Linked DNA regions of Mus musculus: regions 1, 2, 3, 4, 5 and 7 are each linked to region 6. The links are chromatin loops, found by intact Hi-C in ENCODE. Cell type or tissue: heart. All regions are shown on one strand.

Region 1 (4,000 bases), 68 kb before region 6:
CTTCTATACAATATGTGTTTGGCAAATATCTAGCAAACTGGTAAATTTTACAATTTTATAACTTTTAAGATTCTTTGTTTGCTTGCAGTGCTGCGGACTAGTCATGTGGCTCTGTGCTTTTGATACAGGATGTGTATGGTACATGGGCAGGGAGCTACAGCCTTGCACACGCTAAGCAATGCTCTGCCACACAAGTACATACTTGGAAGGGTCTCTATTCTCTTTCGGTAGCTTGCTGTTCTGGGGAAAACATACCCCATTGGCCTTAGTAAATGATCTCAGCAATTGTTTGATGAATTACAATTATATAATTAATAAACTGGGCAGTTGGTGGCCAATTTCCCAGAGAGATGCCCAGTCAGGGCTCTCTCCAAGACTCATTGCCACCATAATGGTAAGGCACATCAGAGACAAACAAGCAGACATTGTAGGTCACCTTGCTTCTTAACCCCAGGTTTGATGCTCCAGATATTAGCATCTCAGTGCTCAGACATCCAGCCTACCGTTTGCTTCCATGTGCTCTGCCAGACCCTGGACACCCTGTGCCCCACCCTCCCCCAGCTCTGTTTTCAGTGCATGCTCATGTCCGTGTTTCCCAGTGATCCCTATAAAACTGTGACAGGAGTCTTGAAGCCAGATGTGCAATTACAAACTAAATGTTGGTGTCACACCCTTGATTGGTCTTTCAGGGCTCTTGCCTCAATGACAACCTTTTCTTTACCCAGCCTGCTAGGCTTCTCTCTGGCCTCGTACTCTCTTCTGTTAGTAAGTCACACAATTTCCAAGAAAACTTTTGATCCCCGGATGCTGCAGCCCCTGATCACTTGATCTGGCCCTACCCCATGCCTGGAGCAGTCTCCACTGACTTCTCCACATTGGCTCCATTTCTTTCTGGACAGACATGGAAAAGTGCCCTTTCTGGGGACATGCCAAAGTTCCCTTTAGTCCTTCTGCTGTCACTGGGAAACCTAAGGTCCTCAGATTTGAGCAATTTAAGAATCAGTATGGATCAAAGAAGACCAAGGCATACCTACTGCCTACATGAACCTGCCAGAACAAAGTAGTCATATCTTTATGACCTGGCATTCTGACCCTCAATCCTGTACTTGTGAAACTACTATTCCTGCCTTACCCTGATGTTGAGCCTGAAACCCAGGTGGGATCTCCCCCCCCCCTCCCCCCGGTCTCTCACAAGCAGGCAGTTATGGATGGAGGTGTTCCACTAGCTCATGCAATGCTCCCATCTGTATAACCTGCCCTTGCAGGACTGCGTAAGCTCTTGATACCAGGACATACTGCTTTCCCCCAGCCAGCACTCGTTTTTGTGATGTCATGATGCTGTTTTCCAGAGTTCTAGGTCATGGCAACCTGACTTTGGAAGTCATGAGTTAAAGCGTGTGTTTGCACTCTGAGCTGACTGTACAGAACAGGTCTCAGCTGGAACAGACAGGCCACTGTGGCACAGGCTTGCATTCTCACTAATCGAAGGGGGTGGCAGGATTGTGAGTTTGAGGCCAGCCTGGGCTGTATAGTGGGATCCTGTTGAAGAAGATCAGAAAAAGAGGGAGAGATGAGTGGGGAGCAGGACGAAGAGGAAGAGGAGGAGAGGGAGGAAAGGAAAGGGAGAGAGAGGGGAGGGAGAAGGGGAGGAGAAAGGGATGGGGAGAGATGTCCAGCAATCATAGGAGCCAAAAACTGCCTATAGTCATTCTGGGACCTTCTGAGCCAGCCTAGCAGTCTGGCCAGGTGCATCTTCCCCCCCCCGCCCCCCCCCCCCGCGAGGGATTACTGTCAGATTTAGAATAGAGAAATCATCTCACAAGTGTTCTAACCTGAGCTCAAGCATGAAGCGGCAGGTGTAAGAGGATGGCAACCCTCACCTACGGCAGGGCCCACTCCGCTTCTGTGCTTTGCCCCTCCATCTTGTTGCATCCTGATTTTGTTGCCTGGTTTTGTGTCCGGAGATCTTCATAGGCCAGGTGAACATCGCAGTGAAACGCGGTGGCTTTGTGCATAAGGGCTTCATTTTTCACAGCCATCCTTCTAATAAAAACTGTTTGAAGAAGGAGAGATTGAAGGTTTCTGAGGTTTAAGCCAGGTTGTCATCTAAATCATCATCTCTTCTGGACAAAGCAGCCATTGTCTGCGGGAGTTGGCATGACGGAGAAACCACAAGAGGGCGCACAAAGCCTCGGAATAAATGCTTCGTCTATCCTGGACGCTAAGGAGGCAGAATTGCCAACCCCAGCGCTGGAGGACTCTAACTCCTCCAGACATACGAATGTTCTAGAAGCCCTTCGAGGATGTTTTCATGGTTAGATAAAGAATAGCACTGCAAGTGCACAGAGGGGAGATGTAGGAGGAGTGTTGAGAAGAAAGGGAGTGATTGGCAGGAGAGAAGGGATAAGACAGGAAGACCAAAGGCAAGGAGAGAGGAGAGCCGGGTGGGTGGGAGGGACGGGTGGAGAGGAGACAGGAAAAGGAATGTCGCTTTTTATAGGGCCGAGAGACACGGAAGTCTGGTGTTTCTGTGGACCAGATGGTGTGGCAGGGGAAGGGACCAGGCTGCGGCTTCTCTGGGGGAGAAAGCTGGATGTCTCCCAGGTCTATGAAGTCTGAAGTATGGCGTGAGCTGTCTGAGTCTCTCAAGGGCTTTCCCAGCCTGTTTGCCAGCCTGCAAACTTACCCTTTCTTTGTTGTCACTTTAAAGTCACAACTTGCCTTGACCATGAACATCCATCCTCCTGGCAAACAAGGCCTCATTTTGACGTCAGCAGGCCATGAGGCAAGAGAAGGTGGGCCTGGTAGTAATGACTCCCAGCTGCTTCACGATCACATTTTATTACTGATTATGTAAAACTTTGAGATAATGGAAAAGGAAGTAAGTGGTTGGTTTTTGTTTTCCATTTAAAAATATGTCAGTCCAACAAGAATGGGTAATATTTTGCAAGCTCTTCCTGTATTTGGGGTAGAGATGTAACCTCTAACATTCAAGTGGCATGGGGAAGGAACTGGAATTATCTCTGTCACAGAGGTGAAGTGACTCACCCAAAGACACTTCGCAAGCAGCAAAGGCTGACTTCTGAGCCCAGATCTTGCAACTGCAGAGCCTGTAGCTTGACTAAAATTCATGTCTGTCCAGTGAGCCCAAATTTAAGAATCTATTTCCAAATACCTCTTTGTCATCCATGAATGGAGTTCTTAAATATCTTGACATTAGGACCCCTGTATAGTGTGTGTGTGTTTTAACCAAGTTTCTCAGAAAAAAACCTACAATCTCCATTGACCTTTTTTACAGAAATGATTAATTAGTTACAACAGACTACTGTGATTGGAGTGTTTTAAGCCCTGAGGCAAATTATCTTGGACTACTTTGGTGCCCTAAATAGTCAATTTTTTTGCCTGTTCTGAAAACATCCTGTAACTATTAGGTAAATCATTTTAGAATGTGCTATCAGGTCTCTGGCTTCCACTGATTCAGAAGCCATGAGGCTCAGCAGATACCATTTGAAACCTATAGCATTTGAAGCCTATAGCAGAAATGTCCCACTTTTCGGTAAGTACCTAATTCATGAAAAATGTCTTGAGTTATGACTTTCTTTTGTTGTGTTACTATAAAAAAACTTCATGAATCTGCTGTCATATTGCAACATGGAATCTAAAGTAACCTAAATCGGTGTTCCCAGGCCATGGTTACTCATATTTGTCTCCAAAATAAACTATCTCTTCTCTTTGAGATGAAGGCTATGTTTTCTACTTGACAGCAAAGTGTGACAGCAAAGTGTGTCCCATAAGTGTGTGTGTATGTATGTGGGTGAGCAGATGGGTGAGCAGGTGAATGGGCTGGTGGTGTGTGTGTGTACAGAGACCTACATCAGTATCTTTGTCCCTCACTCTTCACCTTGTAGTTTGAAACATGGTCTCTCACTGAACCTAGTGCATATAGATTGGCTTGACCAACTGACCAAGAAAGTTCCAGGGACTCTTGTCTCCTTGCCCT
Region 2 (4,000 bases), 510 kb after region 6:
ACTTGCTGATTCAGTAAATATCTGCAATGCTGTATATATTGCCAAATAACATACTAGGCTCCAGGGAAAAAAAGTGAACTCCTGTGTTTTTTTGTTGTTGTTGTTGTTGTTTTGTTTTTTTTTTTTTTAGTAGGTTTACAGGAAGGAGAGAAACCAATAAGCAAATACATAAACTGTATGCAAAAGGTTTAAAATGTCATGACTGTGGGAGGTAATTGGCGAAAAGTAGTTCTAAAGCCAGCCTTGAGCTCACATTCCGCCTTGCTGGTATTATTTATTTGCTATTACTTATTTGTTTTCTCATTCCTGACAGGTTGTATGAACAAATAGATGATGACTTCTTAGACTTCAGTTTCTTCCCACGTTTGCTTTGGATAGTCTTAAATCATAGGACCCCTAACCCTAATTCTAACACAGGTCAATTCCCTCCCCTAGGCCCCGAGGTCACATTGCTTCTGCCAAGGGTTGCACACCATCCCGAGGAGGCCTCATATTCTTTTTTCTCTTCTCTTCTCTTCTCTTCTCTTCTCTTCTCTTCTCTTCTCTTCTCTTCTCTTCTCTTCTCTTCTCTTCTCTTCTCTTCTCTTCTCTTCTCCTCTCCTCTCCTCTCCTCTCCTCTCCTCTCCTCTCCTCTCCTCTCCTCTCCTCTCCTCTCCTCTCCTCTCCTCTCCTCTTCTCCTCCTCTCCTCTCCTCTCCCCCTCCCCTCTCCTCCTCTCCTCTCCTTCTCCCCATCCCCTCTCCTCCTCTCCCCTCCCCTCCCCTCCCCTCCCCTCCTCTCCCCTCCCCTCCCCTCTCCTCCTCTCCCCTCCTCTCCTCTCTTCTTTTTCCTTTCCTTTCCTTTCCTTTCTTTTCCTCCTTTTCTTTTCTTTTCTTTTCTTTTCTTTTCTTTTCTTTCTTTCTTCCTTCCCTCCCTCCCTCCTTTCCTTCCCTTCCTTCCTTCCCTCCTTCCTTCCTTTCTTTCCTTTCTCCTAACACAAGATGATGGTGCAAAGAGCCAGAAAACTAGCTTCTGTACGCAATTTTGAGCACAAGAAAACAATAAAACCCAAAGATCAAAACCCTAAAGGGGACAACGGCCAGTGGCTCAAAGCTAAAGGAGAAGGTGGTGCACAATCCAAATCCACGCCCCAGCCTTTGCCCTCCTTCCGCCCCAGGAAGGCCGACAGACAAAGCCACCCGGTGAGTCCATGAGTAGGGGAACAATGCCCTGGCGCTCAGCACAAAACGAAAGTCCGCTGCGGGGCCCGAGGGGATGGCAGGCCGGGGCGCCTTGGGCCCACGCGTCCCGACCCCAACTCCCGACGCCATTCAAGCAGACACCGCGCAGAACAAGGTCAGCTCTGTGCAGCGCGCGGCGGCAGCGCGGCCACCCCTGCTCCCGGGAAGCCCAGCGACGACATCGGGAAAGGCGCCCACGGAGAGCTTACGAGCCCCACGATCCCCGAGCCAAGCGCCCAGCCGGGAAGTAGAGCCGTCCGCGCGCGGAGGGAAACGCCGGGTGTAGTGCGGTTTGTCCTTGCTCTTATAAGCATGCTGCTCCCGGAACCGCTGCCTTAGACCGAGTTCGGGTTATTTTCTGGCCAGGATTCTACCTTCTGTGAGCCTGAGGATCCGTCATCTGCGCACTCCAGTGGCCCAGCGGCCGCCCAGCTCCAGCTTCGGGGACGTTCTGGGCCTGGATTGCATCCGAGGGTGATTGCGCCCACTTCCAGGGAGCAGGTTTTACCAGTGTCTGTTCTGGTCAGTGGAGTGCTGTTCTGGTCAGGATGGTGAGGAGTAATGAGGATAATGCAGGTAACACTGTCTAAAAGCACATCACACCCTCAAGAAGGAACCTAGCATTAACTCAGTGTTAATACAGGTAACAACTCACAAGGATCTGAAAACATAACATGAGGAAAATCGCAGAAAAGATCACGACCAACTAGAGTCCATGTTTAAAAGCTGTAAACAAAGCCTTTGCCTGGCCAGAAAACGAAAGTAGTACACTGCAGGCTGGACAATAACTTTATAGCTCAAAAGCAGTGGTGATTACATCACAGTTGCCACAATTCACAGAAGTGTAATCTAAAGGTATATAAAGTTTATTCTGCTCAAACTGTAAGTAAAATAATGTCCTCAAAAGTTGGCCGAAGTAGGGTGTCTGTTTTGGGGGAGAAGCTGCTGCTAGGGGGTAGGTGACTGAGAGACAAGCTGATAGGAAAAAAATATTTACTGCTTAGGAAATTTACATGAGCCTTAAAAGCATCCTTCTCAGAACTAAGTCCTCTAAGAGTAGATTCACTCCAACAATAGAAAGAAAATATCCTAAAGAACAATATGGCAATGTTGTTGCCTAAAGAACACCCAGAGCAATTGATGTACTTCTCCAGATTTACTTAGCCCCACCAACCTCACCACCACCTCTGCTTCGTGGTGTCCAGGGCTGGCCTTTCTGCGGAGGGTTCCACTCCTGTTCCCTCCCTGACAGATAACCCCCAACAAATGAGGGTAAAGATTCAACCCTGCTTCCTTATAGGGGCCCTGATGGTGGAATGTTCTGCCTCTATCTGCCCAAGGTCCCAGCGCAAGGTGAGTTAGAACAGTATGAGACAAACCTTCACAGAGGCAGAAAACAAACACTACCCGGCATATCAGTCTCTACCACGGACACTCCCAAGGCTTGAGCTTTGCCTGAAAGCTGCAGAACGAACAGTCAGCTACACTTTCTCATACGTGTTCACTAACGTGCTACTTTGTATCTGTTTTCCTTTCTGTTTAGGAACAGTCAGCTGTACTTTCTCATAAGTGTTCACTAACGTGCTACTTTGTATTTGTTTTCCTTTCTGTTTAGGAACAGTCAGCAGTACTTTCTCACAAGTGTTCACTAACGTGCTACTTTGTATCTGTTTTCCTTTCTGTTTCTCCTTGCTCTTGATGCCCTGGGATTCCATCTTCTCATCAAATCTTAACACTTAAAATTGCCCTCAAGGTTAGCTTTTCTTTGGCAGTGTTTGGGTGTTACGTATACTTTCCTAAAGATTTCACAACCATGACAAACTTTTTTTTTTCTCTCTCTGTTTTGGCTCTGGATTACTGTCTCATTAAAGTGCTAGTTTAGAAGGCAATCGGTTGAGAATCATTGCCAAATATTTGGGCTTGGGAGAGAGATAAAAGTTTGGGCTTCTATTTATTTGGTTTCAATTGGTGTTTCCTCATACAAGCTAATTCCTAGATCATAGGCTCTTACATGCTTTCAACATTTGGAAGTATGAAAAGTTGAGATGCATGTTTGTGTAAAACAAAAATACTTTCAATTATGCTTATAAAACTGTTAATCTGGATCTCTAATTATATGTTTTAGTGCATCTTCACAAAGCTGTTTTGCTTGTTCTAAAATCACTAGGAGAAGATAAATTATGAGCCTTTTACCGCAACCTCTAGCTCACAGTGCTTTGCAAAACAATTTTTCTTGACACTATTTTAAATATAAGAGCATTAGGTTCATGATTTTAATAATAATTGCACAGGTTTGTGGCAACATGTTTATTGAAGATTCATCAGACACATTCTGCCTCCCACCTGGCTTGCCAATCATCTGTAATTTGATCAACAGTAATTCGAGATGGGACTCAGTAGGGTCAGATGTTAAATAGAACATTTCCACTTTTCTAACCACAAAATCCTCCCTCTCTTGGCCACTTAAAACCTGTTACATAATCTGCAAACACATGAATGTAATGATTTCTGCTGCAGGCCTTGGTAAAGATCACATACCTGCAAACTTGCTTTTCTATTGCAGTTTACTGCTTAAAATTCTAGCCTTGAAAGCCACTTAAAATACATAATCTGCTTTCATCTACATCTGTAGCTAGTGAATTGGTGTTTGCAATGAAAACTTTTTCTCTTATTGTGTTTACAATTTTTAATATTTGCACTTGAAAGCCATCCCATCTGAATTTAATTATGACAAAAAATGAAGCGAGGCTGTACAGATAATGTGTACATTTTCAAAGAAAG
Region 3 (4,000 bases), 400 kb after region 6:
GTAGAGAATCCTATGTGACTAAACCTGGAAAGATGACTGTTGGCTGGAATGATAAGCTTCTGGGCTGCAGAGAATGAATGGGGGAGATGAGGTGCCTACATATCGTGTGGAGTGGGAAGGTGAGAAGAATGACTTTTGTTGAGGCTCTGAGCCATATGTGTAGGCACACAATGGAGGAAGAAGCCAGACAGGAACCTGGCAAGTTGAGAACAGGCAGCAGTGCCCTTGCTTCAGCACCCGCACTGCGCAGCTATGGCGCTCTCTCAGATCCCCATCCAGAACTCCAGCCAGTGGGTAGAATGTTCTCTCCTTCAGAACTCCTGGTCCTTAGGTCTTTCTAGACTAATAGTATCAAATGCAGTTTGGCAACGCTGATACGGTAAAAGACAGGCTTTGATATAATTTGTGGGCTCGTTTGTTTATACACTCGGGAGTTGGAAGTTCATTTCATCTGTGTTCATCAAAGAGCCCCATGGGAAAAGTAAGTACAGCTGACACTCGTGAACAAAATGCATCCGAGTTGATTGTTTGTGCCCCACTATCTACTCTGGAGGCAAGGAAATTGTAGTGTATAACCTGTGTGGGCATATTTCCAAAACTGAAGCTTGTCAGTTCCCCGAGTACTGCTCCTTAGCATTGGTCACTATGGGTGGTACCACGGTGAGCCAGGCTGTCTGTGGCTGTGTACAGATCTCCATCTTGGCATTCCTTGTTGTTTGTGGTACTAGGGATGGACCCTTTGGCTGAAAGGTCATGTGCTTTATCAAGGATAAGAATGTGAGTGGAGGAGTTGATCAGCCAGTACCGGCCTCAAGGGAAAAATCCAGGTATGCAAGATGATGCTTGCCGTAGAGTGAGCCGCAGAGCAGACTTGACTGTTAGACGTTCCAAGCAAGGGAGAGATCGGTGTGATGTTCCAGTTTCCTACCTAGGTCTTGAGTGACAGCTAACATCACGTCATTGATAAGTGTTCAGTACAGACTGGTGTGGGGTCTTTTGACATCCTCTAACTTGCCATCCTCACAGCTGTTTGGGTACTCAGTTTCTGGAAGATGAAACTAAGACTGCTCATCCACCTTCTACTACTGGCAAACAACACACTTTTTAATCCCTTCAATTGCTGTGGGAAATTTCCTTTTCAACCGAGAACTATTAACCACCTGTTGTGCATTAGCAAACCTCAAGTCCATTTATTGGTTTGAAATTAAGCTCCACTCATCTGATTTCAAGTAACAAGCTGAGGAGAAACTCCGTGGGAAAAAAAAAAATAGACTGAGCTCAAATATACATCTCAGCTGTTACCTGTAAGGCAGGGGAAATCTGAAGCATCTTGGACATCTGTCAGGACTGCAGAACTAAAACCAGCTGCAGTGACAGATGCTGTGTAGCTCCAATGAGCAAGATTGAGAACTTTTTTCTTCTTTCGCTAATTAAATATTCCTAGAGTTGATTACTAATAATGTTTATCACTAAAAAATCCAATTAGAATGTTTTTGTTAAAGTGTTGTTGTTGTTGTTGTTGTTGTTGTTTAAATCAAACAGTGTAACCCTTTTTAAAGACTCAAAATAGGGGTTAAAGAGATGACTCTGTGACTTGTTTTGTAAAGATCAAGTTTGAATCCCCGATGCCCATGTAAAAAGCCAAGCATGGGAGCGTGTACCTGTAACCTCAGCACTGAGGTACATGTATGCAATACACATGCACATGCACACAGGCACACTCCCCAGAATAATCCAAAATACAACCCTTAAAACATTGGTAGTCATCCTTCCAGGCATCTGGTGCAGGCAAATGGGTAGGGTGTTTACAACATTGGATTTGGGGTGTTGGTACTATGCTGGAGGTTTAATCTGTGTCATGGGCTCATTTAGACACACACACACAAAAGGCTCATTTAGACACACACACACACTCACACACACACACCCATTTTAAAGGTCCCTGTGGTAGTTTATCAATGGCTACTTCCAAGAGGAAGTAGCTCCCTCTTGTGGCTCATTGGCGTATGACCCAAGTCATGCTGTGTTTTTGCAACCCTGGGACTTGATGGCACCTAGCACCTAGTCAAAGAAAGCTGACTTGTCGTTAACTCAGGGCCCCTTCATACCCACTGAAATCAAGATGGAAAGCAGAACACCCAAGCTTCCAGCACCAGACTCCCAGCATCCTCTTCTTCACCCTCTGCCTCACTACCCTCAAAGGTCTTGATCTAGTGGTGAATCATTCTCAGGGGAGGGGGAGGAGGACAGAGGTGGACAGTCCTTCACTTCAAAGGGGTTTCCTTTCTTGCCTTGAGCCACTGTGTTCAATTTTGACATTACAGATTAGTTGGGCTACTAGGAAAAGAATATCTTTAGTGGTAAGATTAAATGTTCAGATTTATATATAGAGAGAGAACACAGATCTGATAGGTGAGCAGCATAAAGCAGCTTAAATGTTTTCCGAAAATAAAACCTCAAGAATTGGACATTTCTACTTTATATAAACGATACACCACGTTTTGACAGCTACTTTTCCTTTCTCTCTCTCCTATACAGTATATAGTGGAATGTCATGGGGTCACACTTCTTCCTCAGTTCTTGGGAATGTACCGGCTTAATGTCGATGGAGTGGAAATATATGTGATTGTTACAAGGAATGTGTTCAGCCACCGGCTATCTGTATATAGGAAATACGACTTAAAGGTGAGGTTGACTTTGATAATTTTCAATAAGTTTCACGTTCATTTGCACAAGCCTACTCGCCCATATTGTTTATGTTATCATGTGAACAAAATGGTCAGGGTGCTTCAAGAGCTTGAATCTAGCAGGCAGTTGCCAGCACGTAGGATTAAGCAGCCCATGTTATTACAAGCATGTCAGCCACATGCCATGTAGTACCACATGCCATGTAGTAGCTAAGTGCTGGGGATAGTTTATGAGTTAAACAGACCAGGGACAGCAAGGTGGCCCAGCAGGTAAACTGGGGGCACTTGCCCCCTAAGCCTCATAGCCCAAGGTCACTCTTCAGAATCCAGGCTAGAAGGAAAGAATTGGTTCCCAGAAGTTGGCCTCCTGTCCTCTACTTCACGTGCATAAAACACACACATACGATGATAAAAGAAAACCGAACAGATCTTTAAGTAGGGATGATTACTATCATTATTATTGATTATTATTGATAAATAATGAGCGCTGTGGATGGAAATGAACGGGGGGAACGTCACACTAGTTTTTATTAACAGTAAACAAGCACTCTACTACTAAGCCACAATCTCAGCCAGTTTTCCTCTTATTTTGAGACAAGGTTAGCCCAGGCTAGCATTGAACTCATCCAGAAGCCAACACAGACCTTGAGTGTTAACACCTTGCCTCAGCTTGCCTAGTGCCTGGGACCACAGGCCTGTACCACCAGGCCTACCAAGGCATACATTTCCAGCTAGGATGTTAGGTAAGGTGCATCTGGAAGGGTGGCATTGGTCCCATCTCAAGAGAAATGACAAAGGGAAAAGCCTGAGATCAGACATACCAACAATTTAAAATGAGACCACTGGAGAATTCTGAATTCAGTGACATGACCTGACTTTTAGACAGCCAACTCTGACAGTGTATGTATGCCAAGACCAAGAGGGGTTGCATCTTTATAAAGTTCTGTTGCTGTGTCATCACGTGCATGGTTTCTGTGTTATCTATGCTCTCACACTGTACGGGGCACCGTGAGCAGTGACCAGAGATACTGTATGGACCATGAGGCTAAGATATTTACTCTCTGACCCTGAAAAAGTTCATCTTCCCCTGATCTGTGGTACTCAGTTCTAAGGATTTTGGTTTTTTGTTTGTTTGTTTGTTTGGTTGGTTGGTTGGTTGGTTGGTTGTTTTGTTTTGTTTAATCTTAGGATTCATTCACATGCACAAAAGAGCACCCTAAAAAGCTTTGCCTTCTGTTGGTTATGTCTAGATATCTACAGTATTAGAAATAGAAGCAGGGCTGGAGAGATGGCTCTGCAGTTAAGAGTACTTG
Region 4 (4,000 bases), 690 kb after region 6:
AACGCAAACAGGGTTTGAATACGTGTTTTAGTAAAACCTGAATCTAAAAAGCAAAAGGCACGCATACAGTCAGACGGCCTCGAAGAGGCTTAGTAAGTAACGTAAGGTCAGCGGGAAAACCGCAAAAACAGAAACAAAGGAAAACTCAGCCTGCAAGCTGACCATTACAAGTCCTTACAAAAGGTAATTAATTAGAAGCTGTCATCTTACTGCAACAGAACCTTCCAAGCTGGGGTTGGGAGGAGGGGAGAGCCACAGTGTTTTAATCCACGCAGTGACCTGTAATTCTCCTCCATCTTGAGGCATAATTTTCCAATATGCTTCAGAAGTAGAGGGGGAACTCGAAAGGATTAAGAACCTTTAGTAACATTTCTGCTTCAAATAGGAGTCAGGCAGTAGGAAAAAAATGTGTCACAGAACCTTTATTATTCTTCATAAGAGCCTTGCCTGGAGCAGCTAGGAGCGCCAAAGTCTCTGTGGCGCAATCGGTTAGCGCGTTCGGCTGTTAACCGAAAGGTTGGTGGTTCGAGCCCACCCAGGGACGCCTTTCCTTTTTCTCTTTTAAACAAAGCTTGTCTGCGGCTTTTTCTACCCTGTATACTTCCACTGTCAAATTCAAACAAACTGAAGTCTAACGTTCCGCATCTATTCTAAGCTATCTTTCAGAAATCAAATTTGTTACAATGAAGCCCAGCTTCAGCCCTTTTGGTTTTTCCGCTCTAAAGTCTTAGATATTTATAGAAAATGGAATAAACCTGAAAAGAAAACCTATTATACGGTCTCATAACTAAATTTCTAAAAAAAACGAAAGAACTTAAAGCAAGAAAAATTAAAGGGAAAGTTACTTTCATATTTTGCTCACACATTACGAGTGCACAAAGTGCCCCCCCCCAATAGATACTTTAGGAAAATAACCATAGTTACATCATAATAATTCAGTCTTGAGTACAGATTATAGGAATCTAAAGCCAGTTTTAAGAAAAAAGTAAAGATTGGTGTATCAGCTATCAGTAGGTACTTGTCTACAGCACAGGTTTCTTGAGAAGCTGAAGCAATGGAATAACCCTAACCCAAGAGTTTGAGGTCACCTGTCTATTTAAAACAAGGAAGAAAAAGGAACCAGTAACTTTGAGTAGGATTAACAATATTTTAATTGGGAGATTCATTCTTTAAATTTTTATTTCTGCATATACATGCGCATACATACATATTCTCTATTTGTTCTGGGTTTACATACTAATTCTTTTTGCGTATGTGTATAAGTATGCAATATTAATTTATACTTTTAAAAGACAATTTATTCTATGTGGATTGGTGCTTTGCCTGCATATATGTCATTGTGAGTGTGCCAGCTATCTTAGAACTAGAGTTGCAGACAGTGGTGAACTGTCTTGTGGGTGCAGGGAATTGAACCCAGGTCTTCCGGAAGAACAGCCGGTGCTCTTAACTGCTGAGTCATCTCTCCAGACCCTGTATGTTTATTCTTATCAGTTTATGATGCTGCAACTAAATTCTCTAGGCTGTGTAATTTACAAAAAATAAAGATTAGCTTACACTTGTGAAGGATAGGCAGACAGGGCTACAGCCTGTCAGGGGTATTCTAGTGGGAACTCTGCAGAAATGCAAGAAGCATCGCATGCTAAGGGAGGGCAAGCTGGACCGCTCAGATCTCTCTTCTTTGGCTTACAAAGCCACCAGTGTCCTCCTGGGAGGGGGAAGGGAAGTCACCCTCCTGACTTGTGGTTCTCATTACCTCCCAAGGGTTCCATCTCCAAATATTCCCATAAGACTCAAGTTCCCATAGCGCTTAAGTTTCCAAGGCATGACTGCCAGGGGCATGCCCAAACGGTAGCATTAGCAAAGTCTGGTGGCTGTTGAGTGCCACCTACTTGCCAGGCATTGTCGCAATCAGTCCTCGGTCAGTGTCACTGAGGCTGCAGAGAAGAGCTCAGTACAGCAGAGCCTCGTGCCTGATGTCACTGTTAGCTTTGAACTCAGCTCAGGCACAAAGCCCATGCATGTTCCACTGTCACACTGCCCACCTCCAAAGTCGTGACTTGATTACTTAATGTAAAACCAAAATAGATATTTTAATTTTTTTTACATGAAGTTTCATTAATATCTTGCTCCCCATGTCATGCAGGGAGTTTAGAAACTTTGTAGAATGTAATAGGACATTATTAGATTATGTGTTATGTGTTCGCCGTATTGCTCGATTTGATTCAAAATGAAATTCGTGTGGGGATGTGGAATCTTCACATGAACTGGGGTCTCTAGGTTCAGGAGCAGCTTGTTGGCATTTAATCGGAAGGGGGCAAGACTGAAGATTGGAACAGGCCAGGCAAAATACGCAGGAAAAGCCAAAGGGCTAGAGTCAGGCCATGAATCCTGGCGTTCAGGGACTCTGTCCCCAAGGCTGGTGTTCGGGAATCACCCACATAAACTCTCATCCAGACGGTTTTGTGAGATGTGCTCTGGGTCACCTCTCGTAAGCGGTAGTTTTCAGTTTGATCCGAAGTTTCTAAGGATCCTCGTCTTGTTGCGGGGGTGGTTTTGAGGCCAGGAAATAAAGAGGGGGGGGGGGGACCTGAACTTTGAGAACAAAGTTCCCCTCTAACAGAAGTAGATGATCGAATTGTGTGGGTGAGGGCTGAGCACACCGCCTTTCTTGGGACCATTGCATACAGATGGGAAACACAAGAAACATTCTGGAAAAACGGCAGACATGTTTACGGATGAATTGTTTTTGCAAACCTTTGTGTGTGTGTGTGTGTGTGTTTATAGATGAAGGGGCCCTCGGAGTCAGCACTGTGTTGACCATTCTTTTTTTTTTTTTTAGATTTTTTTATTAGATATTTTCTTTATTTACAATTCAAATGTTATCCCCTTTCCTAGTTTCCCCTCAAAAAAATCCCCTCCCCTCCCCCTGCCTCCCTGCCAACCCACCCACTCCTGCTTCCTGGCCCTGGCATTCCCCTGTACTGAGGCATAGAACCTTCACAGGACCAAGGGCCTCTCCCTCCATTGATTGCCGACTAGGCCATCCTCTGCTACATATGCAGCTAGAGCCATGAGTCCCTCTGTGTGTACTCTTTGGTTGGTGGTTTAGTCCCAGGGAGCTCTGGAGTTACTGGTTAGTTCATATTGCTGTTCCTCATAGGGGGCTGCAAACCCCTTCAGCTCCTTGGGTACTTTCTCTAGCTCCTTCATTGGGGACCCGTGTTGACCATTCTTGGTTGTCAACTTGATTACAAGCTGGAGTTAACTCAACCCAAGTTTGGGGCTCATCAGTTAAGAACTGACTGTTCTTCCAGAGCAATTCCTAGCATATGCGTGGCAACTCACAACCATGTCTAACTGTACTCACATGACATCTAATGCTCTACTCTGGTGGGCATACATGCAGACAAAACATCCACATACATAAAATGCATCACTAAATTAATTTTAAAACGTGAGTACTCCCATGAGGGATTTTCTTAATTAAATCATTTGAAGTGAAAAGACCCATCTTAAATCCAGATCTTCTGAGGTGGGAAGATCCACCTTGGGTCTGGGCCACAGTTCCTTGTGGCAGGCTATATCATGGGCACACGATTTGCAGGCTTGCCCTTACTGGCAAGTTCATTCCTTCACTGACATTACAGCCTACTTCTTTGAGATTTCAACATGTGCTGAGACATCTAACCTCACGGACTGGACTACTGGATTCTTGGACTTTCCACTGGGAGACAGCCATTGTTAGACTAGGTGGACCACAGCCTGTAAGCCCTTCTAGTAAACTGCCTTTATATATATTTATTCTACCATTTCCATGGCTCTAGAAAACCCTGACTAATGTAGACACTAATGCAACCTAGATTTATCAGAGGATCATGGGCAATGTCTCGGTGATAGACAGCATCCTTAATTTCATTGTTCACAGCTGTCGTTCCCTGTACCCATAAACAACCCTGCTCTTTTCTCAATGAAAAACCAGGCAAAGTCCAGAAGAAGTCCA
Region 5 (4,000 bases), 600 kb after region 6:
TCTGGGGAAACGATCATGCTCCAGCGCTGTCAAGTCCAAATGACTACGTAAACATAAGCAATCAACGCGTTAGTGCTCCTTCTCCGAAGCATCCATCCCCTTACTTCATGACCTATTCTGACATTTAGCAAAATCTATAAAATGCAATGGACCTAAGTCTCAGCTCATCCCACAGCAAAGGGGAAAGTTGTAGTGTCTTCGAGAGAAAAGAAGAAAAAAGGAGGGGTGAGAGTGGAGAGAGAAAGGGCGCTCAGCAAGGCTAACGTACAGTCACCGGCTTCACTCCAAAACAAAGCTCAAATTTTAAATGCCCACCTCCTTGAGAGCTCGCCCCAAGTACGTATGGAACCCCTGTCCTCGACTCCCAACAAATACCACCTTGAAAACTTTACCCTTTCCAACACAAATGCACAAGACCTTGGAAACAACTGGGAACCGCCATCTTACCAGCCATCCAATTTCACACAAGTGTCCCTCCAACTTAAGTTAATAACATTTTTGTCGGGGCTCCCCCCAGCCTAACACCCACCTCGTCGGGATCGCTGTTCCCCACAGTACCCATCCCTATAAAATGGGGGCGTTCCCTGGAGGTTCAAAGACCTCCAGAGCCCTTTCTTCGGGAGAGGAGGGAAGCCACTGGACCCAGGCAGCGCCCGATCTCGGGATCCCGTCCCCGTTTCAGCAAAGTCTACCTCTCAACAAAGGGCGCAGCGGCCGCGGGAGCCGCGCAGGCTGGAGACACAAGTGCCGCTCTCGGGGACCATGTGCGGCGCGAGGGTGCCGAGGGGCGCTCGGGGGAGCGGGGAACTAAAACGTGGGGCGGCGCGGCGCGGCCGGGCGCGGGCGGCGGCCGGAGCGGCTGGAGCGCGGTCAGGCGGCGCTGGTGCGGGCTGCGGGGCGTCCGGCGCCGCGGGAGGCGGCGGGCGCGCGGGCGCGGGCGCGGGGCGCGGGCCGGTTGCCCACGCTGTCAGCGCCTCCGCCCCCCCCCCTCCACGCCGCCCCGACCCCCACCAGTCCCCGGCCACGGCCCGTCGGCGCCTCGCCTCCTACGTACCCGGAAAGAGCGGCCGGCGCGAGGCGATCTGAGCGGGCGGAAAAGACAATGAAAGTTAAAAGTCGTTCAGCATAAAATGAATGCGAGCCAAGCGGCCATCTTGGAGCGAGCCGCCGCCGCCGCTGTCAATGGGCACCGAGCGCGGCCGAGAGCAGCCACGGCCGCCGCGCTCCGCTCATGCCGCTCCCCCGCCGGCCTCCTGCTCGCGCGCTGCGGCCTCCTCCTCCCGCGCGGCCTCCTCCGCCTCCGCGCGGCCTCCGCCGCCGCCTCCTCGGGGCCTCTCCTCCTCCTCGGCGCAGCCGCCGCCTCCCGGCCGCGCTCGGGGGAGGGCGCGCAGAGGGGCCGAGCCGTATTATTCTGCGGGGCCGGGAGGTGTTGCTAAGCCTGCGCGGGGCTCCCTCGCCAACCTCCCCATTGTCTCTCCCGATCTCTGCCTTTAATACTACGATTATGATTTCAGACTCGCGTGGGGGAGGCGGGCTGGCGGGCGGGCGGGGGGCGCCGAGTGTGCTTGCGGGCCGGGTGGCGGGGGAGGGGAGGGAGGACCAGGAGGGGGAGGGGAGGGTGGAAAAAAATGCACGGCTGAAGGCAGAGTGGAAACTGACACCGGCTCCAAAATGGCTCGGAGTCCGCCCGCCCCCTCCCCCGCCCCCCGCCGGGTCACGTGCTCCCCTCATTCCTTAAGGGCGGCCTGGGAATTAGTGTCGGTGTAGTCGGGCCCGTGGCCGCCCCCTCCCCTCGCAGCGCGCCGCGAGCCGCGCGCCCAGCCCCCTCCCCTCCCCGCGCAGCGCGCCGGGGCCGCGACGGAGGCATTTCTCCACAGCGCCACACGCCGCTCTCCCGGCGCGGCCCGCTCGGCCCCGCACGCCGCCCCGCCCCCCACCATGTCTCCTGCTTCTGGCGCACACGTCCGCGGGGCCCGCCGCCGGGGGCGCCCGGCCGCTGCCCCGGCTCGGCCCTGCCGAACCTGCGCCGGATCGGGCCCGCGGAAACAACAGCGGCCGCCCCGCCCGCTGGCGGCCGGGAAGAGGCGCGCGCGGGCAGCGGCCGGGCTGGCTCCGCTCGCGGGGTCGGGCGGGCCGGGCGCAGGTAACGGGCGGGCCGGGCAGCGAGCACGGCCCGGCCGCACACCTTTCCCGAAACACTTAACCTGGGGCAAGGCAGGCGTCCGAGCCCACGCAGGGCAGATGTGCTTGGCACACTCAGTCGTCAAAGTCACACACAAACTCCAAACAGAATGCCGCCCTTCTTGTGGGAATACCACCGTATTTATTCAGGGTACGATACTTTAATAGGGCTTGAAGACGCTCAAGATAGAAGGAACGCAAGAGTAATACTGAAAATCCAGATGCTTAAGAGTCTCCCTCTTAACCATTTCACATGTGTAAAAAAAGTGTCAAAATTGATGGTTGGCATCACTTCAAAAGGGTGCTAGCTCTTTTTCCACTGAAAATGACATCCAGCTCGCGCGAACGATGGTCCAGCAGGAGACAAGGCGCGTCTGGTTTTCCTCTAGGCTCCTGGGGTCATCAGCCTCCCCAAATTACAACTGAGTTGCTCTTTCCAGGCTTTTTGAAGCATCCTTAAGTTTCCCCACCAAGTCCTAAAAGATGTACAATCATGTCACAACTTGGGCATACAAGTGAGGAAGCAGCAACTCTGAAGCAGCTGCAAGAACACAGTCGGAAGGAAGAACACCTAAGGAGTCCACGGGAGCTCAACAGCTCGCAAAGCCCTTTGGAAAAGAAGCGCTTCTTCTGCTGGATCTGGTCCTCCAATCAGGTATTCAAGTTCTAGTTAAAAGGGAATTTCTAACAGAATTTTTGCAGGCTGAGAATATCTAAATTATCTCTCAACTTCTCTAAGGAAGGTTATGATTCACACACATTTTCTGTTTAAAGTTTCGCTAATATTTACTCTAAAGTGACTACAGATGTCTTTGGAACATTTAATTTCATTCAAATTTTCAGGAATGATCTTCATTTTATTTAATTGGTAAGAAATTCGTTAGCATATCCATCAATCAACGAAGACTTTAATTTCTTCAGTTTTACACTGAAAATATTAACAGTTTTAAGAACTTGTGTGAACTTTCCCTTTATAGGGTAATTTAAAACTCCTGCTTAAAACTTTGGAAGTTTAATTTGTGAAAGGCATTCTCCAATCTCTTACTTTTGCTCAGTTTTATGAGTCAGATGCATGATGGAATGAAAGAAAGTGTGCTGAACTCAAACTTTAAAGTTATTTTTCAATTAGGGGCACCAGTAAATGCAGGCTACTGGGGATGTTACTATGTTACTTTTAAAAGTGAAATCTATGTTAAATTTCTGCTTTCCATTCTCTCTTTGCCATTAAAACCTAAACCAACCTTCATTACCTGATGCTGGGAATATTATAAAGTCTCCATAACAGTTCTCAAATGCCCACTGAAAGAAACATTTAAAGGTCCTAATACTGTACCTGTAACTGTTCCATGTTGCAACTAAAATTAATCTCTGGGTAGGATTGGGAATCATTGTTCTATGGAAGAAAAAAATGTTTGTTTATATAAAGGAAATGAAAATTTTTATTACACATAATTTTTAGACAAGGATCTATACATACCTCTACATTTAAGGTCACCAAATATCCAGGTCGGTACATCTTATGAAGTTGGTTGGTCTAAAACAACACAAAACATCAGTCTTTAACTCTAACCTTTTTAAAAAAAAAGTTCCTCTAACTCCCTCTACAGAAAAGCTTGTTATCTTTACCTTTATCTGGTACTCCAAGCGCCAAGAAACATCAGTTATATGAGGGAGAGATCTGCCTATACTGAAAGACAATGATAATTTTGTAGTATCTACAGAAAAACTTTCAGGATTTTCTCAATGGTGTCTTTCTCTTCTTAACTCGTTTCATTCCACTCTGAACTTAAAGACTGTTGAACCTCATCTTCAAGTTCAA
Region 6 (4,000 bases):
CCAAGGAGAGCAAACATAGAGTCTGTTTGCTTAGCTTGCTTTTTTTTTTTTTTTTCCGCTTGCTTTTTTGTTGTTCAAGAAATGAAAAATGAGGAGAGGCTGAGAAGATTGGAGGAAAGGAGAGATGAGAGAGAGAGAGAGAGAGAGAGAGAGAGAGAGAGAGAGAGAGAGAGAGGAGTCTGGGATTAAAGACACAGATTAACTTCTTTGGAGAGAGCAAGAGCCTCCCGCACTTGCTGAGCAACTGGTAAGTGGGAGGGTGAGTGGCCAGGGTGGAGAGAAGTAACTAACTCTCAGAGATACTCTTAGTATCTCTGATACGGGCTGCACAGAGATACAGGGACATAGGACGGGCTGTTGTCCCAAGGTGCCTCAGTGTCCTGCCTACCTCTGGTAACCTGGGGAAGTAACATGCATCTACTTGCTCACGTGTAAAGGAACAAATGCACACAACAATGACAAGGACATTTCTCCACACGGAAGACTGCTGTAGGATCTGAAGCTACACTCTACTGGGGTACTTAGCTAAGTGTTTACCCATAACTGCCAGCTACCAGCAACGGCAGAATCTACCACGGGGAAATATGACCGTATTCCGCCATTCGTATGTGTGTGGGAAATCATCCTTTTCAGACCACCTTCCAGCCAAACAGCTGATATAAACTTGCAGGGTCAGAGTGGAGGCAGCTTCTTCAGAGATCGGATCTGAGCCTTTCCGTGTAGCTACAAATAATGAGCAATAAGGGCCTATTCCCAAGTGAAGGAAAAAGATGTAGGGGATGATTAATAATAATATGAAAAGTCAAGGGTGGATACAAAGTAATGTATAGGTTTAAACAGGCTTCAAATTAAAAGAGAAATAATGTGAGGATATCCAATCGGTTTGATAATTTCCTGTGAAAATCAGTAATGCCGGGAAGCAGACAGTACTAGCAACTTTAAAATGTTATGCAAATATCAGCCCCGCTCTGTAGGTAATAAAGGCAGCACAGATAATTTTCTAATTGAACATTTTATGAGATTCACCGAGCCTCAGAAAACTGGTAGTTAATCAAATTCAAAGTGTTTGTCGAGGTCTGGCAAGCATCAGCTGACACAGAGTAGGGATGGGGAATCAGGTGGTTTTATTGAAAACTCAGGTTTTCATTCTGAGTGCTTTTTAACTTCAGTATGACTCCCACTCCACCCCACCTCACCCCACCCCACCCCCAGCCCAATAAAAGCAAAGACAGGACACGATTCTTCTACGCAAACAGGAAGAGAGGCACTATGGGTGGATATAACAAACGGCCACTCAGTAAATTTGGATGGAAGGAATGAGGTATCCTCATAAGGATACAATGAGGACTCTTTTCTTTTGTCATTGTAATACAAAGCACTTTTATCACTTTGTCCATTGCAAATGTGTGTGCGCACCACGGCTTCTGTGTGCAGCTCAGAGGGCAACCTCTGACAGTCAGATCTTTCCACTGTGTGGGTAGGACTTGAGACTCGAACTCAGGCTTAGTGACAAGGGCCATTACCCACTGTCCAATCTCCAAGGCTCTCAAAGGACTTTTAAAGTCCCAAGCGCTTTGAAATTATTATCCTTAGTTTTTTGTTTTTGTTTTTTTAAAATGACGATCCTTTAAACAAAAGCAGCCTTCCTAAGGCAGCAATGTTATGTTGCCTCTCACTTTTATTGGGAGACTTCCAAGCTTCTAAAATTTTACAATGAATTTAAACAAAAATTAAATAATCTTTTCTATTGCCATGGGATGCATCTATTGCTCAAACGTGCTGCGTTTGTCCCTGTGATAACACAGCGAAGCAAATATTCAGTCACTGGTGGAGGAAAAAAAAATAAGAGGTGTCAAAACATTTTGAAACGACTGCACCTCAAAAAGGGACAAAGACAGACACAAACATCTGCTAACCGTGTATTTAGCAGTAGAATACTATCACAGTAAAATGCTTTCCAGATCACAATCTTTTAATAATGTTCCAAAAATATTATTTTAGGCTCACCAGAGTGTTTCAAATTAAATTAGTGTGTGTTTCATTAAAACACAGAGCGCTCGGTCCATTTTTGCCCCTCCCCCAACTCTCTCCTGAGGCGCCACTAGGGGGCAGTATGAAGACGCGGTTCTTGCCGCTGTGGGTGAAGGGAAATCGCTCAGAAAACCATTTTCTTAAGAAAAACCCGACGCGACAAAGACAATAACTGCGTGGCTTAGGCTTTAGGTCCGACCCATACATCAAGCCTATGTGCTGAGTTTGCGTCTTTCGTGGGTCGTTTCTCAGTGCAATGTTTCTTTAAGGGTTTTGAGACCCGAGATTACTTATCCTAAGTGAATCTGAGTGCTAGGGAGCCCTGGGTCTAGACAGAGTGGTAATTTTTCCTTAAAGGACTGTAGTAAACAACCGCAGCCATCTCGGAGGGTGTGTGGCGTCCCTTCCTGCAAGATATGACGGGGAGAAGGGAAGAATTGGCGTTTGGCCACTTTTAACAGATGTGTGTTGTTGTGTTCCTGTCTTCAAAATAAGTGGTCATCACTCACTCTGTTACAGCCAGCATTCTACAAGAAAATATGGCGACTCTACAGATCATCAGCCCCACATCTACAAGTTAAAAGGTATACAACGAAGTGGTAAAATAAATAAACACAGCATATTATGTTACCAGCCCCACGCCCAGCTTTATTTATTCGGGTGGTGATTTTTTTAAAGCATGAACACACACACACACACACACACACACACACACACACACACACACACACACTTTCTGCACTGGCATAGATAATACCCACTTCAGCTCAGACCATTCCTGGCTATGTGACAGGACCTGAGTCCTGGTTTTTCTCAAGGCATGCTATATACTCTTTCAATAGTATATAAAAATCTATCCTGAGGATGTATTTAAATTTTCCCCCACATATTATATATGGTTTTCTTAGACATGATAATCAACAAATAAATTTTGTAGACGTTAAAGTGATAGTATCTGTCTTCCTTCAGCTTTATTTAAAGGGGAGAAATTTTCTTTGTTTCTAGAGAAATTTTAATACCAATACTACTAAATGATCAGTCAGTCATTCATATTGACAGAGATATAGAGTCAAAGAGAGTCAAAAGTTAACAAAGCACTCAGGCACATCCGTGTAAGGCTCTCTGTCTCTGCACAGAGCCCCTTAATCATCATCAGTGTTTGTGCTCCTGGCCGCAGGTCACACAAAAGTAGAGAAGTCCCTGGAGACTTGTCTCTGCTATTTCGAAGGCTTAAGGTAGCCCAACAATTAATCGATGTATTTTTAAGTGGCCAGTTATATATGCTACAATTCAGAACTTTCTTGGGTTGCTACTTTTGTGGGAGTTGAGAAGCTATACAAAAGAACTGCAAATTCCACAGGAAAATGGGGAGAAGGGGGTCTTTAAAACTCTAGGGTCTTTAAAGCTATCTTCATGGAGCTAAGGTAAGATGGCTATGAAGAATCAGGGTCCATATAGTTGAACACAGTTGTTTGTGAAGAGTTTAACCTTAGTTACAAGTTTCCACTTTTTTGTAAGTATAAAATGATTATAGTTGTTGTTTTCAATATTTATTCATTGGTATTTACTAAAATTGTATCTTTAAAAGAGATCCTTTTAAAAAAGCCTGGTCTGCATCTATATTCATCTTCAAATCTTGTCTGGTTTTTCAGTGAGTAAATTTAGTTATTAGTGCAAAGGATTACTGAATTCTTTCCATTTTGGGGGCAACTTTGAATCTAATTCTGGTCAGATCCAACAGATGGCAGTGATGTTATAAACTGTTTAAAATACTCTCATTGCATGTAGGATCGACTACTCAGAAGGATGTCAACCGCAAATCATTTGCTCCATACTTGTATAAATTATTTAAGAATTTGGAATGATTAATTGGGCAGAAAAGTACACAGTAAATAAAACATGAAATTCAACTGGAGATATTTCCTACATTCACAAATTAAATGGCTTCTCCTTTCCAAAAAGCATTATA
Region 7 (4,000 bases), 1.2 Mb after region 6:
CTTGGATCGAAATTCTTGCTATGCAACAAGGATTCAAGTTTGATTAATTTTCTGCAAGCGACGTGACAGCGGTGTTTTAAAAGATTAATTAAAATTGAAGTGATACGGAGCAGGAATCCAACCTGCAGAGGCGTCCCTGGCGCCTTGGGGGTGCGGGGGGGAGGCTTTGCAAGCCAGTCCCAAGCCCGAACTACCGGCTTTCCCGAGCCTGGGACGCAATTCCCCGTCTCCTGGAGAGGAACGCGGAATTTGGCAGGGCGCCCGTCTGGCCGCCTGGCATACCGAGCTGGCCGCCAGCTCTCAGGGGTGGGGACGGGGTGTGTCCCCCGGAACCCGCTGCGGAGAGAAGAGCTAGCGCGCCTTTAGACCAGCCAGTGAGGACCTGGGTCAAGCCAAGAGGCGGGAGGGGGGCTCCCGTAAGCCTGGAGCCTACATCCACAGGCCGAGCAGCTACTCCAGCCGCTGCACCTACTTGGTGACACCCTGCTGGTACGGAACCCTCCCCCAACCCGGCCGAGAGCAAACGTGCTGGAGTGCGAGGAATGAGGACTGCAGTCTGCGGAGATTGGTGCACAGGGCGGAGGCTGGGGAGAGCTCCGCCGGGCTACGGCTCCTGGGCCCAGATTCTGGGCCTGGATAAGCAGTGCTGCCTGGTCACCTCGGACACGGGACCCTTCACTGTGCAATTGCCCTCCCCTCCCCCGCAGTTTCGCGCTCTAGCTCCCCTCCCCCACCCCACATCCTGCTCCCCTCGCTTTACTCCGCGACGCCTTCAAACAAGTAAGAAATTAAGCCGAACACAATTGTAACTGTACTCAGGGAGACACAATCGCCCAAGCCCTTGGGGTCACGCGCAGCAGAGGGGCGACGCGGGTGGTGCCGCCTAGGGTGGGGTGGAGAGGGCGTTCGTTTGCAATCAGACTCCTGGGCGCGACATACAATGTCCCATTCTCCCTTCTAGGGCTCTGGGGTCCTCACGAAGAGAGGCTGTGCCGGGACCATGCGCCCAAGGTCCGAGGATGTCCTCTGCGACCTGCGGCGGGCGTGTGGGTTCAGGCCCAAACGAGTCCCAGGAGTTTCTCAGCGCCTGGAAGTAGACGTGGTCTCTCTAGCCCCTGGCGTCAGTCTTTACCCTTCCTCTTCCTGGAGACCCGGGAGGCCGCGACGTGGAAAGAGAGGCGGGAAAGCCCGCACGGAGCTGCCCAAGTAGAGGGCGGTGGGGCTCAGGGGACTCTAAAGGCGAGAACTGAGGGTCGGAAGCCTGGGGACAATCCTTTCCCCTCCACGTGCAGCGGGGACACCTCCTCCCCGGGGAACCCATCCAGCTGCTCCCAACCTGGAGAACAAAGGGTCTGGGAAGCACGGCCGGGGTCGGAGAGCGGAGGTGGAGGGACGCAGGAAGGCAGGCGGTGGGGGCAGGGAAGGGCGCCTGCTTGCACTTCCTCTCTGGCCCGAATGACGGAAAGCTCCATGGTGCTAGCGCCTCGTTGAGGCTGTTTTTCAATCCTGGAGGGCTCGGGTTCCTTACCTAGCGGCCGCACCCGCGCCCTTCCTTCCCTAGGGTCCCCACCCCCTCCGGGGACTAAGGCCTGGAAGCTGCAGAGCCTGCTGTGCCCTGGCGCGGGAGGAACCGCGAGGCACCAGCGCCCCCTGCAGGTGCCAGGGATCTCCGCAGCCGGGCGCTCCGGGACTCTTAAGGTGGAACTGCCTGATAATCTATCACGCTAGTGAATGTGGGTGGAGGTTGGTAGTTCTCGCCTCACCCTCGTGCGCAAGGGTCCCCCAAGCGAAACGGGCCTGACGGACCAGAATCCCGGAGTCTGTCCCTCACTGATGTTATTTTCTGGACCCTTGGCCTCACCATCTGCAGAACCTCTTCTTTGGATGTCCCACTATGGATCGACAAGTCACACTGATATTTCCCAGCAGTGTAAGAGGATGCCTAAATCTTGCTTCAAGGCCTTTCTATAACTGGAAAGCAAACTTTTACTTTTCTTTATTATACGTAAGTGACTGTGAGCATGGGATGAGATTGGCCAATCTCGGAATCTTCTCACTCCCAGCAAATTCGTGGACAGGTGCACGTACTATAGGACTGGACCACGCGTCCAGCCTGTGTGGGATCTACGTCTCGCATCTTCAGCGACCTCTGCTCGGTGTTATCCTATACTTCTTTTTTCTTCTTTCTTTCTTGAACCGACTGATAAACATGAAAACTCTTGAAAGTGTCCTCCACGAACTTCAGCTTCTTGGAGGAAACCCTATGAATGAGCAAGTAGAGTTCCGCGAGGTCTCAGTCTATTCCCTCTCGGTTGGCGCCTGGGAGCATGGGGCTGCAGACTGTCCCTGGACTATGGCACACCCATGACCCGGGAGCGGCGGAGGAGAGCCGGGACTGGAACGCACAGGGCTTGAAGGCCGGCTGCTGGCATTGAGTGTGCGGATAATTCACACCGTGGGAACTCCCCTCCCCCTGGGCACTGGGCCTGGGAACCGCCCCGCGGGTGGATGGCCGATGGTCCCTGGGGTAGGTGTTAGCGCCTGAGAAGCGGAGTCCACACGCTAGGCAGCTGCGGGCAAAGCTCGCTTGGGCAGGTGCCTCCGGGTCAGACCCGCCATGGGGGTTGCAAACCGCAAGCGAAAGTCGAGAAGGGCAGGAGCTTGCCCACTAATCCGTTTTACACTGTGAAAACCGCAGGCTTGTCGCCTAAGAGGCCACTTTTTAATTTGGAAGCACATGGAGGGGGGAAAACCAAGTTAACATGCGAGCACACTTCCTTTTCTTTTTTCCTTGTCGTGCCCCTCCTCCCCCCACTTTTCAACGAAAAAGCTGTCCTACTGGTAAAGAGGGAAATTGATCTGCGCTTTGGATTGCAGGGGGAGACTTGGGCAAGCAGGGAGCCCGGCGGGGATTCAGGCACATGCTGTATCCCTGCCTGCCAACTTCTTCCCTGGCTTCTCACCCGCGTGCCTCCTCTCTACTACGAATCACCGGAGGCCACGTGCTTCAGGCAAGCCCCATCCACTGTTTTTTCGCTGTGAATGAACGCCAGCGTGCATCATTTGAGTGTCGGCATTCCTTGAGAGAGCGCCTGCTCGGTCGGTGGATCTACCGAAAGGATAGGGGATTGGGTTGCCCCGACCGAGCTTCTACACACAAGCGAACCAGAAGAAACACTCAAAGCTTTCCATGGGGAAACCTACCGAAGCCTCTAACAAAACTCAGTTTACTGCGTGCGGACCTGAGGTGCTCAGGCTCCTGGAAGAACAGCCAGAGGAAGGAAGAGAGCAGGAAGGGGTCGGATGGGGAACGCTGAGGGTCAAGTGGGCAAGTTCCAGAATAGTGGTTCCCTTATTCCTATGTTCCTCGCGTAAGGGTCCTATTTAAGAACTCTCTCCCACCACCCAAATATGTGCTAGTGGCGATAGAAAGGGAAGGCAGACAAAAGAAAGCCTTTATTTAAAAAGTAAAACTAAGATAACTTACTCGTTGAAATAGTGTTGGGGGTGGGGGTAGGAGGCAGGACGGATGGAGGCAGCTTTTTTACTTCTTTTTGGTTTTTGAAACATAGAACACTTTAAAACTCCAAGGTGTTGGAGGAGCAGAAAGTCTTGTAAAATGTTTGTACAATTGAGAGGTACTGCTCATTAATTCATTTTGAAAGGTTGCTGGATTGAATGAAGTCTTTCTCAGTCTCTGTGAGAAGCTCAACTAATTTTGATGTAGAGCAAAATTGGGGTCAAAACTTCATCAACAGACAATGTGTATAGAACTTTATAGCCCTGGGGTCTATTTCTGGGACAAGAAATAAAAAAAAAAATTAAATGAGATAACTTCAGCGTTTGTGACCCCACCTTCTCTCCCACGTGTTTGCTTTCTCACACGTGAGCGAGCCGGCACAGACCAGTACTGATTTGTCTTCTAGGCCTGTGTTTGTTTTCACTCAAGTTGGAGACCTACCTTGTTTTTGCTTGTATGCACTTTATTAAAGATCACCTG

What was found. A loop is a pair of places that touch in the nucleus more often than their neighbours do. Peaks named below come from ENCODE experiments on the same cell type or tissue, not always from the same donor. Only the 100,000 strongest peaks of a DNase experiment are listed, where the experiment ranks them.
Region 1: it touches region 6 in a loop (5-fold over the local background); 8 of 42 quality-filtered maps call a loop at or near these places.
Region 2: it touches region 6 in a loop (2.5-fold over the local background); 6 of 42 quality-filtered maps call a loop at or near these places.
Region 3: it touches region 6 in a loop (11-fold over the local background); 27 of 42 quality-filtered maps call a loop at or near these places.
Region 4: a loop joins it to region 6, with 4 times the contacts of the local background. A loop is called at or near these places in 3 of 42 quality-filtered maps.
Region 5: it touches region 6 in a loop (3-fold over the local background); 4 of 42 quality-filtered maps call a loop at or near these places.
Region 7: a loop joins it to region 6, with 5 times the contacts of the local background. A loop is called at or near these places in 9 of 42 quality-filtered maps.

What each region holds. Positions count from the first base shown.
Region 1 is chr2:19,343,000-19,346,999 of GRCm38, reverse strand. It overlaps 4930447M23Rik (RIKEN cDNA 4930447M23 gene), which reads right to left and starts at 2,683. Exons shown (of 4, transcript NR_126563.1): 1 at 1,881-2,683. In heart, a CTCF peak has its summit at 2,163 (motif pointing right); DNase peaks (open chromatin) are centred at 2,199 and 2,709; H3K4me3 peaks cover 571 bases; H3K27ac peaks cover 504 bases.
Region 2 is chr2:18,764,612-18,768,611 of GRCm38, reverse strand. No RefSeq gene overlaps it. Among named protein-coding and RNA genes, the nearest start is that of Gm3363, 5.8 kb to the right of the region's middle. In heart, no CTCF peak of the experiment used is centred here; DNase peaks (open chromatin) are centred at 1,221 and 1,501; H3K4me3 peaks cover 2,080 bases; H3K27ac peaks cover 1,809 bases.
Region 3 is chr2:18,870,969-18,874,968 of GRCm38, reverse strand. Pip4k2a (phosphatidylinositol-5-phosphate 4-kinase, type II, alpha) reads left to right here. Exons shown (of 10, transcript NM_008845.4): 5 at 2,539-2,685. It overlaps Gm33534 (a long non-coding RNA gene), which reads left to right. Exons shown (of 2, transcript XR_374031.3): 1 at 1-119; 2 at 729-1,585. Among named protein-coding and RNA genes, the nearest start is that of Gm33534, 6.0 kb to the left of the region's middle. In heart, a CTCF peak has its summit at 2,008 (motif pointing left); a DNase peak (open chromatin) is centred at 2,008.
Region 4 is chr2:18,583,588-18,587,587 of GRCm38, reverse strand. It overlaps n-TNgtt9 (a tRNA gene), which reads left to right and starts at 471; the gene lies at 471-544. In heart, a CTCF peak has its summit at 1,886; DNase peaks (open chromatin) are centred at 37 and 457; H3K4me3 peaks cover 818 bases; H3K27ac peaks cover 367 bases; H3K27me3 peaks cover 897 bases.
Region 5 is chr2:18,674,524-18,678,523 of GRCm38, reverse strand. It overlaps Commd3 (COMM domain containing 3), which reads right to left. Exons shown (of 8, transcript NM_147778.4): 5 at 3,808-3,868; 6 at 3,659-3,715; 7 at 3,515-3,574; 8 at 2,293-2,657. The coding sequence ends at 2,598. Bmi1 (Bmi1 polycomb ring finger oncogene) reads right to left here and starts at 1,506. Exons shown (of 10, transcript NM_007552.4): 1 at 1,055-1,506. In heart, a CTCF peak has its summit at 1,963; DNase peaks (open chromatin) are centred at 563, 1,393 and 1,773; H3K4me3 peaks cover 2,832 bases; H3K27ac peaks cover 2,303 bases.
Region 6 is chr2:19,274,572-19,278,571 of GRCm38, reverse strand. All of the region lies in intron 10 of Armc3 (armadillo repeat containing 3), which reads right to left. Among named protein-coding and RNA genes, the nearest start is that of 4930447M23Rik, 68 kb to the left of the region's middle. In heart, CTCF peaks have their summits at 2,101 (motif pointing right) and 3,754 (motif pointing right); a DNase peak (open chromatin) is centred at 2,171; H3K4me3 peaks cover 916 bases; H3K27ac peaks cover 650 bases.
Region 7 is chr2:18,025,200-18,029,199 of GRCm38, reverse strand. All of the region lies in intron 1 of Gm33085 (a long non-coding RNA gene), which reads left to right. A930004D18Rik (RIKEN cDNA A930004D18 gene) reads left to right here. Exons shown (of 2, transcript NR_028376.1): 2 at 962-4,000. It overlaps Gm17762 (predicted gene, 17762), which reads right to left and starts at 1,951. Exons shown (of 1, transcript NR_028378.1): 1 at 1-1,951. In heart, CTCF peaks have their summits at 1,426, 1,644 (motif pointing left) and 2,868; DNase peaks (open chromatin) are centred at 329, 1,509, 2,499 and 2,999; H3K4me3 peaks cover 3,661 bases; H3K27ac peaks cover 3,682 bases.